2 separate regions of the Homo sapiens genome follow, and region 1 is linked to region 2. Evidence: chromatin loops called from intact Hi-C (ENCODE). Cell type or tissue: heart right ventricle. All regions are shown on one strand. Links, peaks and the distances in the headings refer to the core of each region. The heading gives the core; the rest is flanking DNA. Region 1 overlaps LOC102724945 (a long non-coding RNA gene). Region 2 overlaps EGLN3-AS1 (EGLN3 antisense RNA 1).

The links. A loop is a pair of places that touch in the nucleus more often than their neighbours do. Peaks named below come from ENCODE experiments on the same cell type or tissue, not always from the same donor. Only the 100,000 strongest peaks of a DNase experiment are listed, where the experiment ranks them.
Region 1: it touches region 2 in a loop (2.2-fold over the local background); 5 of 110 quality-filtered maps call a loop at or near these places.

What each region holds. Positions count from the first base shown.
Region 1 is chr14:34,127,358-34,130,263 of GRCh38, reverse strand. The region is part of intron 2 of LOC102724945 (a long non-coding RNA gene); the gene reads left to right. Among named protein-coding and RNA genes, the nearest start is that of EGLN3-AS1, 89 kb to the right of the region's middle. In heart right ventricle, for the core only: no CTCF peak of the experiment used is centred there; a DNase peak (open chromatin) is centred at 1,443; H3K27ac peaks cover 1,246 bases.
Region 2 is chr14:34,058,711-34,061,616 of GRCh38, reverse strand. It overlaps EGLN3-AS1 (EGLN3 antisense RNA 1), which reads right to left. Exons shown (of 3, transcript NR_184209.1): 3 at 1-2,485. All of the region lies in intron 5 of LOC102724945 (a long non-coding RNA gene), which reads left to right. Among named protein-coding and RNA genes, the nearest start is that of EGLN3-AS1, 20 kb to the right of the region's middle. RefSeq lists a silencer at 1,041-1,400 and an enhancer at 1,299-1,800. In heart right ventricle, for the core only: CTCF peaks have their summits at 1,051 and 1,251 (motif pointing left); a DNase peak (open chromatin) is centred at 1,176; H3K4me3 peaks cover 1,498 bases; H3K27ac peaks cover 2,342 bases.

The DNA of each region.
Region 1 (2,906 bases), core at 164-2,663, 69 kb before region 2:
TATTTCACTCCTAAAGAAAGAGGAAAGGATCACCAGTCAGGTGACTGGCCATCACCTCGTCACGTGTCCTTGAAGTTGGAATCTCAGTCAACTCAGAGAAATGATTACATTACTGAGTGCCGTCGCAGAGGTCCTGGGGATATTTTTGTCAATAGAGCCCTTTGTGACTGAAGAGACAGGGTGGGTCATCTACATTCTGTTGGGGAAGACCATGGGGCTAGAAGTCAGCAGATCCAGGCTCTGAGCCAGCTCTGTCGGGTTACTTTCTGTGTTACTGAATGTCTCTGCTTTCCTCAGTTGAACAAAGCAAAGATCTGTAGCCCAAGAAAGGCCACTGGGCAATTGTAATGGCTAGGCTAGGGCAACAGAATGTGCTGAGGGCAGCGTGGAAATGGTGGCCAAGGCACTAAAGACCAGCTTTCTCTTTCATGGGAGCCTGAAATGAACCCTCTGCCACCTCCCTTCCCCACCCATAGATTCCTTTCCCATTTACAGGCAGCTAGGTTGGCCTTGGCCTGGACTGGGTTTCTGTTTTGTCAAACTAACAGGTTTCTGCTGGGAGGAGGGCACTGGCGGAAGTAGCATAACTTATCTTTGGTTTAGGGGTGGAACTTCGGTTGTTTCTCCAGGCACGTCATGTCTTGGCTTGGACCATCCCTTGCTAAAGCACTGTGCTTCACATCCTTTTACGGGAAGTACACGACCTTCCATCTCCCCGCAGGTGTGGGCTGGACCCACAGGACCCAGGCAAAGCCTTTTAGGTGGGTATCCTATTCAGAGGGCCAGCCAGGGACCCCATTGGCCTATTCCTCATAGTCCACACCTGTTTCCAAGGGGCCTCTTTGAACTCAATGACTTTCACTCTTTCTTTTGGAGTCATTTTAGGACAAAGGGAAATGAAATCCTGGTCCTTCAGTGACTTGAGCCATATCTTAAAATTGGGGTTGGGAGGGAACAGAATGGCTCCCCCAAGTCCTGCTCTGGGAGTCAGTTGTTGCCTAGGCTGGGACTCTGAGCTAGTACCCATCATACACAGCATTCCGATTTCTCCCTGTAGCATCCTGAATCTGTATATGCTTTGGGAGCCTGGGGTGGGGAGAGGCCAACCCCTGTCCCTCCATCACACTGTACTTCAGAGAAACCTGTGGAAGATAAAACTACCATTGTGGCTCCTTCCAAGGAGCTTTGGTAAAAAGGAAAGGTATCTGTTTCTGTAGGGATAACACTGAAGTGGAGTGTTGGAAACTCATGTTTCCAGAAAGCTTGAAGGTTTTGACCACCCCAGATGCTTTCTTCATGTTTCACACCAGGCAGCTTGGGCGTGGAGAGCTGCCTCCACCAACTTGGCTGAGAAGCCCTGGCAGCTGCTCAGGCTGAAAATAGTAGGTGCTTCGCATTTTCATCGCAGCCTGAGCAGGGCCTCACGTACACACACCTTGGCACGCAAATGTGGGCGCAGAGATTGTTCCAGGCATCGGGGCCGTGTTCACACATGGCTGTGAGGTGAAGCTGGAAATAGGCTCTGGTAGCCAAGGAAGCAAAGGAGCTGAGGGCCTCTACCATGTGGGGCTGCCATCTCCTTCCTGCAAGCAGCACGGAAAAGGACCTGCCTGAGCCTCAGTGGCCAAGTGTCTTCACCCCTGTAGCCCAGGACAGGCTTTAGAAAAAATGAAAAACAGGTTCATGATGGTTATTTTATGCAAAACCTTTGGAATTCTTCCTTTATCTCCAAATACAAATATTTAAAGTGTTTAAATCACTACAAGAAAATAAAAATCTAAAAGCAATCTGTTAAATAGACTGGGGATGTTGGTAGGGAAAGCAATAGGATCTCCTCTCTGCTCTTGGTGCTTGGGGCACCTCTCTCTTGCTTTTCTCTCACTTCTTGGCTGCCATTTCCCAGGGCCCTGTCCTGGGCTCATCCTGGCATTGATCAATGGCTCTGAAAACATAGGACAACGTAGCTTCAGATATTTAAAGCAGGTATAAGATGTGCCGGAGAGTATCTACAGCATCCATCTCTCTCTCTCTCTCTTTCTCTCTCTCTCTCTCTATCTCCATCCATCCATCTACCCATCCACCTCTTCCTCCCTGTATACTTTCCTTGAGAAAATAGACTCTATTAGAAAGTTGATTTCGTGCAATGCTCTAAGACAGTTATTTTTTATTTATTTTCATTTTCCCCATCATGTTCCTCAGCCAGGAGTTTCAGTGAGCTAGTCGAAAGTGCACCAGCCTTGATGAGAGATGGGCTTAGCTTTGAATCCAGGCATGCTATATGTAGCTGCAGAGTGTTGGATAATTCACCTAAATTCTCTGAACTTTGTAAACTGAGAGTAACTACTTTGCAAGCCTTCTGTGAGGTCCCAGGGGGACAGTGTGTACAAAGCACCAGGAACATATTAGCACCCAGTGAGAGGTGACTGCACCATTTCCTTCATGTTGTAGCATTTTTGAGACTCCTAGTGAAAAGAAAACATCACAGATGTACAGAGAAAGGACTGGCCCAGGCACAGCACACACCATCAGCTCATCATGCCCAACCAGTTTGACCTTGGGTCACTAGCAAAATGCCTCTGTAGAAGGGTGCATGTGGAATGGAGCTGGGCTACGGTGCCATTCACTTCTTATGCCTTTTTTTTTTTTTTTTTTTTTTTTTTTTTTTTTTTTTGGTGAGATGGAGTCTGGCTCTGTCACCCAGGCTGGAGTACAGTGGCGTGATCTTGGCTCACTGCAACCACCGCCTCCCGGGTTCAAATGATTCTCCTGCCTCAGCCTCCCAAGTAGTTGGAATTACAGGCACCCACCACCACGCCTGGCTAATTTTTGTATTTTTAGTAGAGATGGGGTTTCACCACGTTGGCCAGACTGGTCTTGAACTCCTGACCTTAGGTGATTCACCTGCC
Region 2 (2,906 bases), core at 116-2,615:
CAGTGCTCTGCTTGTATTAATGTATTTAGACCTCTGAAATGTCCTAAAAAGTAAGTCGTTTTCACCATTTTTATTTTCCAAAACAAGAAGGTGAGGACAGATGGGGGTACTCACTTGGCTAAGATCACACGGTCTGTAAATTGCAGAGCCAGCATCAGAACCTGCACAGCCTGGTTCCCAAGTCTGGGTGCTGAACCGTCATACTAAGTCTTCCTCATGTTTCACTGTCTACTTAGTTAATATCTCCCACTCATCTGTAACCCTGAGAGCAGGGACCACGGGGAGCCACTTATTTTGCGTCACTGGTGCCCAAATAGTGCCTGATCTCCATGACAGGCTCAATAACGTTCTGTCAGTCACTTTACTCATGACTGCAAGCTCCTTTCCTAATCAACGTTTCCTCTCCCCCTTCCCCATGTATCTCTTTCCCTTCATAAGCACCCACCTCGTCTCCCTCTCCACGACATTCCAACCCCTGAGCAAGGCTTTGAAAAAGTGACATAGGCACATCACAGATGTGCCGTTGGCTCTAATTTGTGAAAGAACATTTTACCGAGGGGCAAAGGAGGACTTGGAATTTTTTCCTGCCCCCAGGAGGCCCAGACTTGCAACCCTGTAGGTCTAGAACTTAAGCGGAGGTCCTGCTATGTTCACACATTTAGTAGAGAATGACTTCTAATTCCGTCATTCAGCTGTCAGGCACGTAGGCCGCTTCCTTTTATAAAGCTGGTTGTCGTAACTAAACAGGTGCAGATTTGAGGAAATGCAGACCGACTGGAATGATAAGTCCCACTGCATGTGAGATTAGGTGGATAGAGGACTCGAGTCCCACCCGCCCTTTACTGTCTTTAGTCTCCCCAGTCCGCCCTGGGCACCACCCGCCGAGGCTGGGCTCTCGCAGCTACCTCTCCATCTATCTTCATGACAGCTGCGGGGGCCGGGGGCAACTTAGTCGGGACAAACGTGAGCGAGCGAGTGTGTGGTTCAAAGAAAGGAAACGCAAGGGACAAGGAGAAGGTCGAGCTCCGGCTGAGGAAGAATCACGGGCCGGGCTCGGTCTTGCCCGTCACCCTCGCGCCCCTACTTCCGGGCGGGCAGGCACCGATGGGGACTCCGCCCAGGGAAGGCGAGCCCCACGCCCACGTGGCTTTCGAGGGGGACAACCTGGGGCGTGGGGACACTGCAGGGCACAGGGCACCCGCGAGTGGAACCACCTAGGCGCCCCCTCCCGGGGCCGGTACGTGCGGGCTGCTGGCGCTGCGCGCGGGAGCCCTCCCTCGGCCCGGGGCTGCGCTGGAACGCGCTGACTCACGCTAGCGCTACGTGAGCTGCGAGCCTGCCGGGCGGGGCTGGCTGTCCAGCCCCGGCCGCCGCCCGCCGCAGTTACCGACTACCTTCGGGGCGGCCGCGGGCGCAGGCACAGTGCGTGTGGCTCGGTGTCCGCCGCGGCGCGCCCTGGCGAGACTTCACCCCGCGCCCCGCCGCGCGCTCGCCAAGGCTGCCCGCCGGGCATTTTTGATCATTTCGATTGTCCCTCCGGCTCGAAAGCTGCAGCAGAGCTGGGATCTTGCATCCGAAGCGAGGGCACCAGCCGGTATCTGCTAGGCAGGAGCGGCCAGAGTCGCGTTAGGGCGGCCTTGGGCAGGGCGCTTCGGTTTGGCCTCTCTTTGGCTCCGGGGGAGCCTGCGGAGGCCCAGGGCCGGTCTCTGGCTCTGCACTTGATGGCCTCCTATCTAGGGGAAGGGCCAGTTAGTATCCCACCCGCTCCCTCGCCATTGTAGCTCAGTTCATCCCCAAAGACCCCGTGGAGTGGCAAGGGCAGGCATCATCCAATCCATTTGGCAGAGGACATCAAAGCTGAGGTTTAGATATTCATCTGTTGACAATGATGAGGATGTTTCATCGTAACTTTTCTATCTAGAACCTAGCTCTCAGTTTATCAGTTCTAGTGCTAACGTGGCCTGTTTTAGCGGTGTCTCCCATTCTGTGTTCTCTGGAAAGACAAGTTAAAGGGGAGAGTTTGTATTAACAGGTGTCACGTCTTCTCACTCTCGCCATATCCCTGTACCTTCTGGTAGATGTAAACGGACACAACTGTGCTTATAAAACCAATAACTCGCCAGTCTTCCTCAGGTCCATTCAAGACCATTTGAGTGGGTCCTTGGGTGCCATGGACAGAAATCTTGTGGGGACATGGATGAGGGGGGCCTCCAGCCCCTGAGGACTGTCAAGACCAGGGCCTTGGGGAAGGGCAGCCGAGCTTCACATTGTCCCCACTTAGCCACTTGTCAGGGTTGCTGTGAGGCTCCAGATGAAAATACATGGAGTTTCCTTAACTACCGTGGCCCACAGAAATGACACATGAGATTCTTTTCCTTGGTCGTAGGATACTGGGGGCGGGGTCAGTGAGAGGCACTGTCCATCTCAGAAAAATCTGTATCACTCTTGTTTGCTCATCTTGAGGAAGCCATGGAGAGCACAGTTTCTATGGAGTCAGCAGAAACAAAAATGAGATTAATTCACACGTAAATTCTGCCTTTAGATACAGAGACCTAGGTTATAGGATCTTGACTGTATACACAGTTAAGCCATTTGTAGAGTTTTCCCTATTTGGGGGTAGTTTTTGTTCTGATTTTTTTTTTCAGAGGGGATGTTTGCCAAATTCTTTCTAGATTATAAAATTAATACAAACTCTCATAAAAGTGAATACACTAAAATATAAAGAAGAAAAAAAAAATCCCGTAATACAACATTCATACACCAATAAAATGTTAGCATTTGAGGTATATTTCTTTCGAAGTATTTCATTTTGTTTTATTTTATTTTATTTTTGAGACAGGGTCTTGCTTTGTTGCCCAGGCTGGAATGCAGTGGTGTGATTACAGCTCACTGTAGCCTTGACCTCC